Linked DNA regions of Mus musculus: regions 2 and 3 are each linked to region 1. The links are chromatin loops, found by intact Hi-C in ENCODE. Cell type or tissue: heart. All regions are shown on one strand.

What was found. Peaks named below come from ENCODE experiments on the same cell type or tissue, not always from the same donor. Only the 100,000 strongest peaks of a DNase experiment are listed, where the experiment ranks them.
Region 2: a loop joins it to region 1, with 4 times the contacts of the local background. A loop is called at or near these places in 18 of 42 quality-filtered maps.
Region 3: a loop joins it to region 1, with 5 times the contacts of the local background. A loop is called at or near these places in 23 of 42 quality-filtered maps.

Annotation. Positions count from the first base shown.
Region 1 is chr15:80,078,172-80,083,171 of GRCm38, forward strand. It overlaps Rpl3 (ribosomal protein L3), which reads right to left. Exons shown (of 10, transcript NM_013762.2): 2 at 4,219-4,411; 3 at 3,444-3,612; 4 at 2,725-2,860; 5 at 2,195-2,381; 6 at 1,519-1,679; 7 at 536-637; 8 at 160-255. It overlaps Snord83b (small nucleolar RNA, C/D box 83B), which reads right to left and starts at 408; the gene lies at 332-408. Snord43 (small nucleolar RNA, C/D box 43) reads right to left here and starts at 4,735; the gene lies at 4,688-4,735. It overlaps LOC115488570 (a small nucleolar RNA gene), which reads right to left and starts at 2,915; the gene lies at 2,861-2,915. In heart, CTCF peaks have their summits at 444, 2,651 (motif pointing left) and 2,853; DNase peaks (open chromatin) are centred at 400 and 2,954; H3K4me3 peaks cover 2,834 bases; H3K27ac peaks cover 2,163 bases.
Region 2 is chr15:79,827,954-79,832,953 of GRCm38, forward strand. Npcd (neuronal pentraxin chromo domain) reads right to left here. Exons shown (of 9, transcript NM_001013362.2): 5 at 735-1,025. It overlaps Cbx6 (chromobox 6), which reads right to left. Exons shown (of 5, transcript NM_028763.3): 5 at 1-1,025. The coding sequence ends at 27. Among named protein-coding and RNA genes, the nearest start is that of Cbx6, 3.9 kb to the right of the region's middle. In heart, CTCF peaks have their summits at 584 (motif pointing right), 785, 2,632 (motif pointing right) and 4,270 (motif pointing right); DNase peaks (open chromatin) are centred at 353, 708, 2,648 and 4,418; H3K4me3 peaks cover 1,439 bases; H3K27ac peaks cover 465 bases.
Region 3 is chr15:79,944,199-79,949,198 of GRCm38, forward strand. It overlaps a transcript of Cbx7 not described here. Among named protein-coding and RNA genes, the nearest start is that of Cbx7, 14 kb to the left of the region's middle. In heart, CTCF peaks have their summits at 2,781 (motif pointing right) and 3,658 (motif pointing left); DNase peaks (open chromatin) are centred at 2,023 and 2,813; H3K27ac peaks cover 344 bases; H3K27me3 peaks cover 1,106 bases.

The DNA.
Region 1 (5,000 bases):
CAGCCACCACACTGACACAGAACAGAGTGGGTAAAAGGCTAATGCAAAGTCCACCCTTCCCCAGGATTTCAATACCCAGACAGGCCAATTTCCGCATAGCTCAAGGCCTGTGATCCCCCATGCCCAGAATGACTGGTTAGAGCCCAGGATCAGTCTCACCTTACGAAGAGTAAGTACTCGCTTCTTGGTCCCCACCACACAGCCTTTGAGCATGATGAAGTCATTGGTCACCTCACCATAATGCACAAAGCCACCCTAAGGAATCATAGAAAGCCATTGGTCAGTGAGGGCAGTTAGCTGTATCAGAGGCAACTAAGATCAACAGGGCTGTTCTCAGAAGGAAGGCAACAGGGAATAATTCCTCAGTCTCTCTCGGGCGCTGTGCCCAGCGCACATTCCAGAGCCTCATCACAGAACAGCTGATTCTGACATCTTTCACCAACCCCACCTAGTGGACTCAGCTAGTTGCTGTGCAGAGGCACGCATGGCAGGTCCTGTCCCAGATATATCCTAAGGCTCAGCCCCCAGCACTCACCAGTGGGTTGATGCTCTTGTCAGACAAGTCATAGTCAGTAGATGCATTGTTCTTGATCAGTTTGCCATCCTTGATGAGGTAGCCTTGACCAATCTTGTAAATCTGCACATGAGAGTCAACAACTGAGAAGTCAGTCCTGAGAACCAGCATCCAAAGTCAGGTAGAAACCCTGAATGTCAGTGACTGGCCTGTTACCCAAATCAGCATAAAGTGGGAGGTCTATAATTGTGTTTTCCCATGTAATGGGCCAGATTAAAACACTATTTGCTGGAACTCTGTTCTAGAACTTGGGACAAAGGTAAGCGGCTCCTCTTTTACAGTTACCAAGCATCTTTTTTTTTTTTTTTTTTTGGTTTTTCGAGACAGGGTTTCTCTGTGCAGCCCTGGCTGTCCTGGAACTCACTCTGTAGACCAGGCTGGCCTTGAACTTAGAAATCCACCTTCCTCTGCCTCCTAAGTGCTGGGATTAAGGCGTGCGCCACCACCGCCCGGCCATTACCAAGCATCTTAAACTACTAAATCTAGGTATGGTAGCAACTCAGGCCTGTAATCCTAATAATCCTGAGGCAGACACAGGACTGCTACAACTCCAAGGCAGCGCATGCTATGCTGCTGTTATCTCAAAATGCATAAAAACTGCTTATAGAGATGGAGAGATAGATGGCTCAGTGATTAAGAGCACTAACTGCTCTTCCAGAGGTCCTGAGTTCAATTCCCAGCAACCACATGGTAGAGCTCTCAACCATCTGTACAGGGATCTGATGCCCTCAGTGGTGTCAGGAAATAGCTACAGTATACTCAAATTTTTTTAAACTACTTATAATTGAACCTTTAAAAATTTCCAACAATAACAACAAAAATTTCCTGGGAAAGGGTTAGGGCATTAATTAAACCTGGGTTAGGCAGTGTCATGGATTCCTAGGACTGACTGTTCTATGAACCCAATACCCTCTCTCATTTGCAGGATCCCCAATCAGCCTTACCTTCTTGTTAATCTCTGTTCGGTGATGGTAGCCTTTCTGCCCAGCTCGAGCCACAGAGAAGGCAACACGGGCAGGGTGCCAGGCTCCAATACAGGCAACTTTGCGCAAACCTCGATGGGTCTTTCGGGGCAGTTTCTTTGTATGCCAACGACTGGTTACCCCTGGAAAGAATGTTAACTTCATGGGGCTGGGCACGTTCCTGTCCCTTCCCAATGAGTACTCAAAATACCTGTGATTAGTTCACTGATTACAAAATTATCTAACAATGGGTAAATCTGAATATCAGAATTCAATCCCAACCCCACATTCCTGTCCTATTTTAAAATCAGACTGGATGGTTGTCTGCCTAAATAGTTATTTGCAGCTTCATGTGTCACTATGTGGCCAGAGGTTGCCATGTGTTTATTGGTTTGAGGCAGATATGTACTCTAGGGAGCCCAATTTGTCCTTCATGGCCACCTGGCATTAAGGGTGAGGTCAACTGACTGGGTCCACATATTTGAGGTGTTACTCCTTTTCTTAGCTCATTCTCTAAAAGCTGGTCAACTTGACCAGCTGACTGCTGTTCCCAGAAGGCAGGCAGGCAAGGAAACGCTGCCACCGCATCACTTGGTGCTGTGTCCAGTGTACGTTCCAGGGTCTCACATTATCACCCACAAACTACAGCAAAGCTTACCTTTGTACCCTTTGCCTTTTGTCACGCCAATGACATCAATCATCTCATCCTGCCCAAACACCTGGTTCACAGGAACCTGCTGCTCCAGCCGCTCTCGGGCCCAGTCGAGCTTCTCAGCCACAGTGCCTCCATTCACCTGGATCTCCATCAAGTGTGCCTTCTTCTGGCGTAGAGGAAGCAGACGCATCTAAAAGAAGCAGATGAAGCTTATATCAGGCTGGTGGCAAATGGACTAGAAAGTAAATCACCAGAAGCTCAAAGCCAATAGACCTGACTTTGCCAGTGGTTGGTGGACTCATGCATGAGCTACTAAATGGTTCCTAACTAGCAATGTGTTTAGAAAACAGAATACTTGGCCCAATCTCACACCATCATTTCAGATTAGTCAGATAGAGCACAGTAAGACCATCTAGAGAAGCAAGCCTCAGTGTCACAGTGCCCTCTGCTGGTTGATTTAAGACACCAGAAATGTCTCTAATCCCCTCGGATCACAAAATGCCTGCAAAATGCCCCAAACCTTAGGTGCTTACCTGAGTGTGGGCAATGATGCGGATGACCTGGCAGTACTTCTTCATGCTGTTGAAGTCCTTCTCCAGCTGCTTCTTGCCTGTGTCATCCTGCCATTTCTTACAGTACTTGGTGAAAGCCTTCTTCTTAGACTTGTGCCTTCAGGAGCAGAGCACAGTTGGGGGAGGGGCCCGGTGCAGGCCTTCATCACCCTTGCAACAGGTGAGAGGAAGGCAGACTGGCACCATTTGGGGATGGGGCTCATTGCCGGCTTCTAAGGAGCCTTTTCCACCGGCAAGCGGAGCCTGGATGAAGCTCATCGGGCAGAGCCGAGCGGAGCTGAGCAGAGGTCCACAGGTTAATATAAGCCACAAATATACACAACACACAACTCTTGCTCCAGGGCACCAGAACATCCCTTTATCTGGGGGCACATCTCATAGTAGTGGAAGTCAGGGGCTCAGGCCAGAGGCAGGGGACCTATCTAGTACAGACAAGGCCAGCATCCAAGCCTCAAAGGATTACCTCACACTAAGGCCCAGATGCAGGATGTCTTGTTTTCCAGCTTCCCTGCCACTTCAGTGTCAAAGCAACTCTAACACTTCTGCTAACCAGGACTGACCAGCACCCTCAAGGGTTAACAGTCAGCTTTTGGTTCAAAAAACCTTTGATCCAACTTCCTTCACTTTACATCCCAGCTCAGAGTGTCCCTTACTTCTAAGGGAACCCAAGAGCCTCTTACCAGTTCTTATAGAAGCGCCTTTTACACTCATCGCTGATGTGCTCAGCAAATACAGTCTTGAAGGTCCGGAGGCCTCGTGGGGTCTCAACATATCCCACAATGCCCACAACCACCATTGGGGGAGTTTCCACAATGGTCACAGCCTCCACGACTTCTTTCTTGTTCACCTCTGTGAAGACAAACAGGCATAAGCTTCAGTGGGAGCACAAATACCCCAGCACATACAAGCATCCATTTAGACAGAATGGCTGTCTCCGCATCAGAATACTGGGCCTTCCAGGACTGCTCTTCAGAACTGCGGGCTCTCCAACTGCAGCTTTTAACAATTGAGCCAAAGTTTCTAACCTCCACTTACTTTGCAAGGCTGCTAACAGGCACCATGCCAGGTGGTGACTATCACCACTGAAGTAGCAAAATGCCATGTGCTATCTAGACTGTCTCAAAGAGGAGCTTTATCACTAGTCTGGTTTCATGTCCAGAATACACTTGTTAAATGTGTCTACCTTTTCAGAGTACCTAGGGTTGATAACAGGCACTGGCATGGAAACAACCAACTACCCCAACAGGACTCTGCACAGGAATCTGTGTTAAATTTCGCTAGGCCAAAACACTTCTAGGCTCCCTTAGTGTGGGCACTACCACACTAAGTCAGGCTTTGTTCTAGACTTACCACAAAGCACCCCAGGATGAAGCTATTGTGCTCCTTTGGGAATTTACTGTAACTACAGGCAAAATTACACACAGCCCAAGTTGGACAAGGAAGTACTGTACATACTAGATCCTGGCCTGTCAACTTCCCGGACGATGTGGGTCATGCCAGCCTTGTAACCCAGAAAGGCTGTGAGGTGAACGGGCTTGGAAGCGTCATCCTTAGGGAAGCTCTTCACTTTCCCACGATGCCGGCTGCTGCGCTTGCGAGGCAGGAAGCCCAAGGACCCATGCCTGGGAGCTGAGAATTTCCTGTGAGACTGAGGTAAAGGGAGAGATCACAACATTGCTCTCAGTCTTCCAATCAAGCCCAAAGGAGGGTTCCACATTTAAAGGAATTGTATCAGAGGACAGACTGCAATAAGACTTCAGCTTAATGCTTTTAGTTTCCATGCCTTTCAAACACAAAACAGCTTAGTTATACTAAAACCTCGATGGGTGAACTTTCAAGAGTATCCCATGTGACTAAATGGCAACATGGCGTATCAAGATGGAGTCTAATGCAAGTCGGCCTCAAACACTCCCTCCTAAAGCCAAATCAGAACTTGACATTCAGCACAGAGTTTCTGTCCGCCCGTCAAAAGGTTCATCATTTGTGGCTTCTGAGAACTCTAGAGATGCACCTTCCACTCTTATAACATTCCAAAATGGAGACCCGACCCGATTTGCCAAATTTCTCCACTTAACCAATGCATTCCTAAAGACCTGGGCCATCCCTACCAGACTGACCACTACCCTCGAATTAAGCACAAAACAGCCCATTCCATAAGTCCCTTAGGATTACGCTGATATCAAATGGGTCGCACACAGGCCCAGGCCGGTCCCACACACATCCTCCGTAAGGCCGTT
Region 2 (5,000 bases), 250 kb before region 1:
AAAGCCCCCCTCCTTGAGGAAGCCCCTCACTTACTTGGCCCAGTGCCACCCCCGCCCCCTGTAGCACCTGCCACCCCAGCGGCCACCTTCTCAAAATCCTCCGGGCTGCAGAATTCCTTGATGGTCACGGTCAGGAGGTTGCTGGTGACATCTGTGACAACTACATTGGAGCATGGCGACATCTCGGGGCGCCAGTCCCCAGCCTCAGGCTCGGAGGAGCCAGCACCTGTGGGCTCCAGAGCTGTATGTAGCGCCTGGTCCGCAGCACCAGTGACATCAGGAGGCACCCGCTGGCCGGTGGCAGCCGCCTCAGGAGGGATGGACAGATCGAGCACCTCTGACTCTCGCCAGTTGGGCACAGATCGGCTCAGGGTCTCCGGGAGTAGCTTGGGTGGTGCATCGTCTGGGTCAGAGGACTGCAGTGTGGGTGAGGGGCAGCCGGAAGAGCTGGAGCTGTGTGCGTCAAAGGGGGCAGCAGCTGGGGTGGCCAGGAGCAGCCCAGGCCCCGAGGAGGCCACATCGGCTTTGCCCGCAGTAGAGGGCGCCAGAGGGGCAGGAGGGGGCTTGTAGAGCGCAAATGTGCCAAACTTCATGTGGCGGATCTGGGTACGGAGCATGCTCTCGCTGAACTTCTTGCTCTTCCCAATGACCCGGTTCCGCGAGGGGACTTTCGGGCGGGCCAGTGCCCCGGTGCCCTGCGCAGTGCTGCCACCTCCCGGACCCTTGTCAATCACCTTCAGGTTCAGGATGATGCGGTTCCGCTTGGGCTCCCGGGGCTTCACCTTACGGTTGATGATGCGCACGGTCTCAGAAAAGGGCGAGATGGGTGGGCGTAGGCCAGGGCTACCCCCTTGTGGGTCTGGTCGTGGCAGGGGACGGCGAGACATACGGTGGCAGCGGCGGATGTCTTTCTTGAGCCGGTGCACCGCAGCGCTGGAGTGCAGCTTGGGCGAGGAGGCGCTGGCGCTCGGCTTGACAGAGAAATGCACATCACTGATGCGGAGGGCCTCCGCCTGGGCCCGGGCCTGCGGGCAAAGGGGCGTGTGTGGGACCTCAAGACTTCCCGCGGTCCCTAGACACCCCTGTGCCAGATAGCCCCGAGCTCCATCAGTACACGTTCAGAAAGAGTACCCAGAACAATCAGTGACTTATGACCCTTCAGACAATTAAAGGGAAAGTGCACTGGGGCGTGCAGCTCAGGCTTGCCTGGAATGCGCGGGGCCCTAGTTCCGTCCCGGCTCCAAATAAACCTGACATGGGGGCACACCTGTAAATGGAGGCAGGTGCACCGACCGTAGGTTCAGGGTTATCTTCAGCTACACTGTATGTTTGAGGATAGTATGGGTTACATAATACTCTTCTAAAAAACCAAAGCAAACCAAACAGGAAACCAGTCCAGAGAGGCGGTGGTGTGTAATTTGTCTACAAGGGCTAGGTAATTCTTAAGGTCTTTTTACTACCCCTAAGTCATCGTGTGTGCGCACTGCCCTACCCTTCCCCATGCCCACTACCCCGCCATTCTTGCTGCTTCAGCAATAATGACAGGGACCTTGTGAGGAACCCTTTTCCCTGTTACGGATCCCAGGCAAGCCTGGGACTCTTCCAAGGGCTAATTTTCTTGGTGCCAGAGTAGATTCACCCTGACCTCAGATGACCATGATTTCAAGAAAGGCCCTTGCTCCAGCCACTCTCTGCCCTGACCCTAGGCAAGAGTGCATTCACACCAACGGTTCAAAGGCCTATACTCAGAAGCCAGTGTGAGAATTTAGCCTAGGCCTCGGGTGGGTGGGCACAAGACAATGGAGTGGAGGTAAGTGTGATCTCTGAAAAGCCCCAGGACCCAACAGCAGCTCAGCTGCTAGTGACTTCACAAGAGCCCCACACCAGCTCACCCCTTGCCTGATGACTTAGAACAGAGAGCAGACACGACTTCTCCATAGCCAGCCTTTCCTTCTCTAAGGATGAGGGCCAGCTGCACAGCTCTACTCTGAAGGATGCCTTCCATAAGGTGCTACTTTCTAGAGACACGGGCTACCTAGCAGGAGGTGGTGACTTTATGGAACGCAGAGAGGAAAACAGACCGGACACTGCCAGGATATGGAGAGAATCCCAGCAGTTTCTGAGGCCAGGGTGGGACATGAGGACAGAGACCCATGCAGGCCACATCCCAGTGCTCAGAGGATGCAAAGATAAGAGTGGACAGCTGTGGCTGAGGACCAAATAGGGAAAGACAAGAATCCTGACTCTAATAGCAACCCCAGCCACCATGGGGCAAAGCATGGGGTTCGGTTGTGACACTCTAGTCTAGTTAGGAGAAGTTAGGGGCACCAAGGAGGAGCTTACTCCCATGGATAATTTGTTGGGGTCCCCAGAAAGAATCTGTGTTGGGGGTGGGCGGGACTCTCCATCCACAGTCCCCACACACTGGATGCTTAATGAGTACAAAGAGAAAACCTGTACACCTCCTGACAAACCCAGATCACGACCAGTCAGGGGTCTCCTGGCTTATAGTGAACAGATGTCTTCTTACCAGGGAGCCCCAAACCCTCAAGGGACAAGAAACACATCTGAAGATTACGGGGCTCTGTATCCAGGCTGGAGTGTCCACATTCACTAACTGACACTAGGTGGCAGCACTGAGCCAGACACAGCTAGCTCCCAGGGCTCTGTCCAGTTGAGTTCCACAAGGGGCCCCTTACACCCCTCCCAGGTACATTGATGGGGGAGCTTAAGGGATCTCTTCAAAAACAAGGACCTGCCATCCTCTCACGCTGCATCCTGCCTCCACTTCCTCATCATCAGATCCGGAGCTGGAGTTGCAGGTGTTTGGGAATCTGGTACTCTGACTGAATAGCACTCTTAGCTGCTGAGCCATCTCTCCAGCCCCCACTGACTAGCTAGCTCCTACGGGGGAGGGGGGGAAACAGGTGGTCCTTGGAGTGTCAGGATGTGTGCAAACAGTGGACCCAAGATAACAGTCCAAACCTCATTTCCCTTTCTGCGCCATCTCAGTGAGTCCCTGCCATGGTGTCCTCCTGTGAGCAACATTAGAGCACCTGCTGACCACACATTTGGAGGCAGCCAGTACTTGGTAGGTACCAGGCTTCTGAGAAACCAGCTTTCCCTAAAACATGCTTTCAAATGGCTTATAAGAAACATCTCGGGGCTGTCGAGATGGCTCAGCAGGTAAGAGCACTGACTGCTCTTCCAAAGGTCCTGAGTTCAAATCCCAGCAACTACAAGGTGGCTCACAACCACCCATAATGAGATCTAACGCCCTCTTCTGGTGTGTCTGAAGACAGCTACAGTGTACTTATGTATAATAAAAAATAAATCTTAAAAAAAAAAAAAAGAAAAATCTCTTACTTTACAGTGTCTAAACATACTGCATAAGATACAGTTCTCGGGCTGAACAGAAGGCTCAAGAGTAAGAGTAATGACTGCTCTTCCAGAGAACCCAGGTTCAGTTCCCAGCACCCACATGGCATCTCACAAATACCTGTAACTCCCAATTCTGGGGATCCATTTCTGGCCTCCATGGGCACCAGGCACGAACATGGTATACACATACACACACACACACACACACACACACACACACAGAAGCACTCACGTATTAAACAAACAAACAAACAAACAAAAAGATGTTATTCTCCTTGGGTTGGGAGGTTTTTGACAGGCCCTGGGTCTGCTTAGTGAATTTCGAAATCACTGCAGGCCACATTCACTGCACTAACAGGACAGGAGTGGCTACAGGGTTTGGGGAGGACTGCAGACAGCATTGAGACACTGCTGCTAGCTCTCTGTGGTGGTGGGTACCTTATTAACCTGTTTCTTTTCCATGGTGTGGAATGGGTTCGTGGCAGCCATCTCAAGAAGGCGCCAGGATGTTCAGCACTCCTCCTTGCAGAAAAACCTGTGTATTCTGCTGAACTGCCTCTTACTCACAAAGCAACAGGTCCAGCCTAAGCTACCTCCCTCCGCATCCCTTCACACCAGCTGCTTCCTAAATTCTGGATTAAGGCTCTACAGCAGGCAGCTCCACCCCCTGCCCTAGCATCTCTGAGCCTTGTTTCCTACAGATGTGTGTTCAACTTCCACCTATAAAAGTGGACTAGTACTATCAACTCCACTGGGATGTTGAGACGATTAAAGGAGATGATTCGTGCAGAGGACTCAGCACTGCTGGGTTCCAAAACAAATGGGAAATGACAACTTTTAAGAAAAGGGCATTTTGAGAATCCATACTCAAGATCATTACCGCCTTGACCACTAGAGGGTGCTCCAGGGGCGCCAACAAGCTGTCAACACAGCCCACCAGTCTTCCAGCTGCTCTGCCCACTCCCTCCCCACCATCAAGCATCAGGGTTAAGGTTGCTGAGTTAATCCCCGAAGATGCACCGTGGCTAGAGGCGGGGGAGTAGGGGTACGCGACAATAGGATTCCAGAAACCAAGGGGTTTTTTTTGCCACATTTGCATTTGGTCCAAGGCTAATTCTTTACACCCAGTCTTTTGGCTGGCGGAGGGGGCCAAGACAGCGCAGGGGGCCAAGACAGCGGGGTCTGGTCCACCCTTCCCCCACTGAGCTTGGAGCTCTTTGGACAAATTGGAGATTAAGAGGTTCTGCATCTTGCAGTCTCTTCTCCAAGGAGCTCTTCCCGTGTTGTGCTGGTGCCAAATTTGGTGAGAAGACCTGGGGCATCGTTAGTTCTTTAGGGAAACTACGGAGGCAGACACTGACCGCCTTGCATTAAGTGGCCATCAGGGATCGTCTTGCTCTCCTCTTCCCAGGCTCTGTTCTTCCTCATCAAAAACAAAACAAAACAAAACAAAACAAAAACAAAAACACCCCTAACTCTCCAAGATGGCTTCCCATGAAGTTCTTCGCTCTCTTGCCAAACAGGCTATGTTCACCATGCCCCACCCCATCTTCATTGGAACCTCCAGAAATATCAGGATTAGGGGTAGACAGGCTCAGGACCCGAAAGCTGGTAGTCCA
Region 3 (5,000 bases), 130 kb before region 1:
TGTATTTAGAAATTGTATATCTATGGCAATAATGTAAAAGTACAGATTAATGCATGTAGAAATTTGACCCCAAAGTAAACTCTCCCCCAAAAAAGGATATAACCTATAAGCAAAGAAAGCGGTGGGGGGAGAGACCCTGGGTACCTGACTGCCTTTGGGTAGTTGTGCGGAGCCGCCTAGCTGGAGTCTCCTAGGATCACAGAGGACAGAGGAAAGCAGGGCCTGTACTGCAGCCCCACAGCAGAATGGAGGGAGGTGACCAGGTGGAGGGAGGGAAGGAGCTCAAGTCGGATGCTGGGTCTGAGGGTATCAGAGAGGGTTCTCCTGCCTCCCTGCCTGTCTCTCCAGCCCCCAGGGCCAGCTTCCTGGTGTGTGGCCAGTGCCCTCGTGCAGGCTGCACCTACATGGGTCCGACAGACAGCTGATGATTCCCCGCTCTGATGCCAAAACATCCACACCAGCTGCTGAGGGGCTCTGTGTTTTCATCTTACACTGGATCCCATCCTGCGTCCCCACCCCTCAGCCCCTAAGTCCCCTTCTCTTCTGCCTGGACTGTCACAAACTCAGCTTCCTGGGCCTCTGGCCCTGCCCCTTCTGTAACTAGTATCACCACCCTGTACATGTCTTGGGCCCCTCCCTTTCTGTGGCAGAGCTCAGAGTTGGGCCCCGGAGACCCTGTGTACATTTGTTGGTGAGAGGCACCTGTGTACATCACGGAACAGAGCAGCAGCAGCAGCAGCAGCAGCAGCCTCTACCCTAAAACCATTTACATCACTGCCACTGTTCCCTGGTGGAGCCACCTGGAATCCCCAACCTTTTCAGACAGAGAAGAGCGCCCAGCCTAAGGGAGCGCCCTCCTTTTCCCAGCCTTGGCCCCTCTCCTCCTCCCGTTCCTGACCTCTTCCTCTCTCTCTAACCTTTCTCAGGTATCTGGCCCTGGCAACTGAACCAGACAGGCCTGATGCCCAAGAGGTGTCCCGCCCCAACTGGCATTTCCTTCTCCTTGACCCTGTAGCTGCTGCCACCACCCTCTGCACTCACAGTCCCCAGCACATTGCCCTCCAGTCCCTGCCACCTCCACGCAGCCCTGTCTCAGTCAGGGTTTCTATTCCTGCACAAACACCATGACCAAGAAGCAAGTTGGGGAGGAACGGGTTTATTCGGCTTACACTTCCTCACTGCTGTTGACCACCATAGAGGAATGTTACTTACTGGCTTGCTTATTGTTTGTTTGTTTTCGTTTTTTTTCGAGACAGGGTTTCTCTGTATAGCCCTGGCTGTCCTGGAACTCTGTCCTGGAACTCACTTTGTGGACCAGGCTGGCCTTGAACTCAGAGATCCCCCTGCCTCTGCCTCCCAAGTGCTGGGATTAAAGGCCTGTGCCACCCTGTCCGGCTTCTTTTTTTTTTTTTTTTTTAAGATTTATTTATTTATTCTATGTAAGTACACTGTAGCTGTCTTCATACACCCCAGAAGAGGGAGTCAGATCTCATTACGGGTGACTGTGAGCCACCATGTGGTTGCTGTGATTTGAACTCAGGACCTTCGGAAGAGCAGTCGGATGCTCTTACCCGCTGAGCCATCTCATCAGCCCCCCTGTCCGGCTTCTTAGCTTGCTTTCTTATAGAACCGGAGACTACCAGCCCACAAGGGGCCCTCCCCCCTTGATCACTAATTGAGAAAATGCCTTATAGCTGGATCTCATGGAGGCATTTTCTCACCTGAAACTCATTTCTCTGTGATAACTCCAACCTGTGTCAAGTTGACACAAAACCAGCCAGTACCCTCCACCCTGGTGTTCAGCCTGAGGCTGGTCTTCAAGAAGGCGTAGGGGGAAGAGGGCATATGGGGAACTACACTGTTTTCAGAGGTGAGGGCCAGACTCCCTACCCCCACTCCCGGTTGGAAAACCACAGTAAATATCTTCAGTAAAAAGCAAGGTCCTGGGAACAAGGCAGATGCCCACAGTGCCTCCCTGGGCAGCACAACTCACACTGACCACCAGGTGGCGCTAAGTTCCCAAGTTCTGGCAGACCTACAGGCTCCACAGCTGGATAAGGCTGGAGCTGGAAATCACCAGAACTTGCCAGAATGCAGCGGTAACACAGAAGGTGGGTGGGTCCTCCCTGTCTCCTCTGGCCCTCTAGGTGTTTTCCTGTCAGTCACTAGTGGACTCTACACCTTCCAAGCTGCAGGTCAGCTCTTCCCCAAGGGAGAGAGGCCGTGAATAAAGCAATGTCGGAAGAAAACAGCAGAACTGGATTCACCCCCTCCCCACTATGCCCTCAGCACTTGCTAAAGGCAGGTTTATGTAGGAACTGCTCTTAGTCCTATTTCACAGGCGAGAGAGCTGAGGCACGGAGAGGCTGCAGAGCTTAGCCCATGCACTTTGAGCTCTCTGGCTCCCCAGGAGAGATAGCCTATTGACAGTCTCTTTTTGCAGGTGACTTGAGGTCCAGAGACTAAGTGTCTTTCTCTTTCCTCCTCCTCCGCTTTTTAAGTTTTATTTCGAGACAGGACTTCTCTGTGGAGCATTGGCTGTCTTTGAACTCACTCTGTAGACCAGGCTGGCCCTGAAAACACAGAGATCTGCCTTCTTCTGCCTCCCTGCACTGCTAGCCCTGAAAGATGGGACACTGTGAAGTACCAGAGTTATAGTCATCTCACCACACAGATGAAGGAACTCAGTCCCAGAGAGGGGAATCATTTATCCCTGGGTGGTGCAGAGGCGAGAGAGCGCGTGCCCGCGCATGTTCAGCAAGAAGGTGCAGTGCTCAAAGACTGCCAGAAGAGGGCATCGGATCCCCTAAAACTGGAGTTAGAAACATCTGTGTGCCCCCATGTGTGTACTGGGAACCAAAACTGCTCTGTAAGAGCAGCCAGTTGTTCTTTTGGCTGCGAGCCTCTCCTTTAACAGCTGAGCCATCTCTCTAGCACCCCCCCCTTTTTAACGTGGGGTGGGCACAACTACACACGTGTGAAAGTAAGACAACCACATTCACAGGTCAGTTTTCCCCTTCTGTTATTTGGGTCTTTGGGATTGAACTCAGTCAGGCCGGAAGGTGAATGAGTGTCTCTACCTGTCACAGAACCATGTCGCCAGCCCTGTGATGTTTCTTTCTGTCCCTAACCATCCCAGGAGCCTTGTGGCCCTCCTCACACAGCCGTCTGCCTTCCCTTTCCTGCTCCAAAGCCATCCTAGCCTTCTCTATAAACCTGCTCACAGCCCATGAGGGGCTGGGATATGTGTGATGGCCTCTTGCTTGTCAGTTTGACTACATCTAGAATGAACTAAACCCCAAGGGCTGTGAGGAATTTTTGTTTGTTTGTTTTTGTTTTTCGAGACAGGGTTTCTCTGTATAGCCCTTGCTGTCCTGGAACTCACTTTGTAGACCTTGAACTCAGAAATCCGCCTGCCTCTGCCTCCCGAGTGCTGGGATTATTTGGCTTATTTTGGATTTTTTAAAAAAACATTTATATGAGTACACTGTAGCTGTCTTCAGACACACAAGCCACTATGTGGTTGCTGGGAATTGAACTCAGGACCTCTGGAAGAGCAGCCGGTGCTCTTAATGGCTGAGCCATCTCTCCAGCCCCTCATTCTGGATCTTTTGAGGTCAGAAGATCTGGGCCACGCCCTCTGCTGGCAACCTATATAAATATGAGCAAAGACTGAAGCTTGCTCTCTGTGCCTGCTTGCCCTCACTCTCGCTGGCAGGTCTGTTCTTTCGCTGACATTAGAGCTGCCTCCTTCAGGCTTCCAGCATACACTGAAGTCCAGCTGAGACACCAGCTTCCAGGATTGATCAGCTGCCGGCACATTCTTGAACTTTCCACTGGTAGACAGCCATTTTGGGGCCACACAGCTGACCGTAGTGTGTAAACCATCTTAATTGTCCTTCTATCTGTCCACTCTATTCCGATCCTTTAGGGAACCTGACCGACAGGTATGGGATGTCAGATTCTTACTTGTAATTGTCCCTAGGACAAGCTGGGGCGGGACCAGAGGACAAGGTGGGAGGCCATTCCTCTCAGTAAACCCACTGAAAAGATTCCATTCGAGACCCAGGGTCTAGGTCTGGGTTATAAAAATTCATCTCTGATGCTGCTGCCACCTCCTTACCACTCCCACCCCCGCCCTCCACCCATACACTGAACCCTGGCCTCTGCTGCCTGCCCTGAGGGGCATCCTGTGGTTGCTTAGAAACCTTCTTTTCTGTTTCAGCCTTGGCCTCTTCCTCCTGGGCTGCTGGGCCACCTTCTCCCTCTACCTCTCTCTTCCACCTGGATGGCTAGGTCATTCCTCGATCTCACCTGTGTGTACCAAGGGTTTAGCACCGAGCCAGCTCTGTGTTGTGAGATGGTTCAAATCTAGTTCTATCATTCTATGCTGTGCTGCCTCCTACAAATTCTTCAACCTCTCTGAGCTTTGTTTTTCACTTGCAAAGGGATTGTAGTGAGAATCTGCACACCAATATGCACAAAACAAGCGAGCAAACAGTATGAGGTGGCTATCCAGTGAAGGTGACTGAGCACTCTAATGTATGCCTTTTAAAAATCTGTATATATACATGTATATGTACTTATTGTTGTTTTGGTTTGGTTTGTTTCCTGACAGGGCCTTACTATGTAGCCCTGGCTGTCCTGGAACTCACTCTGTAGACCAGGCTAGCCTCAAACTTTAGAGATCTGCCTGCCTCTGCCTCCCAAGTGCTGGGGTTAAAGACTTACTACCACTCCTGGCTATTTATTTTTTATTTTTAATTAAAAGAAAAGAAGTCAGCAGACTCCCTGTCCTCCTATTCTTTCCTCTACCCTGATGTGTCCAGAGGGATCACCGAAAAACAACCCGACCCATTTACACACATCACCACCTGCTCAAAAGCCACCTGTGAGCCAGGCACACGCCTGCCATCCCAGCACTCAGGAAGGAGAAGCAAGTGGATCTCTGTGAGTTCAAGGCCAGCATGGTCTACATAGATAATTCCAGGCTAGCCAGT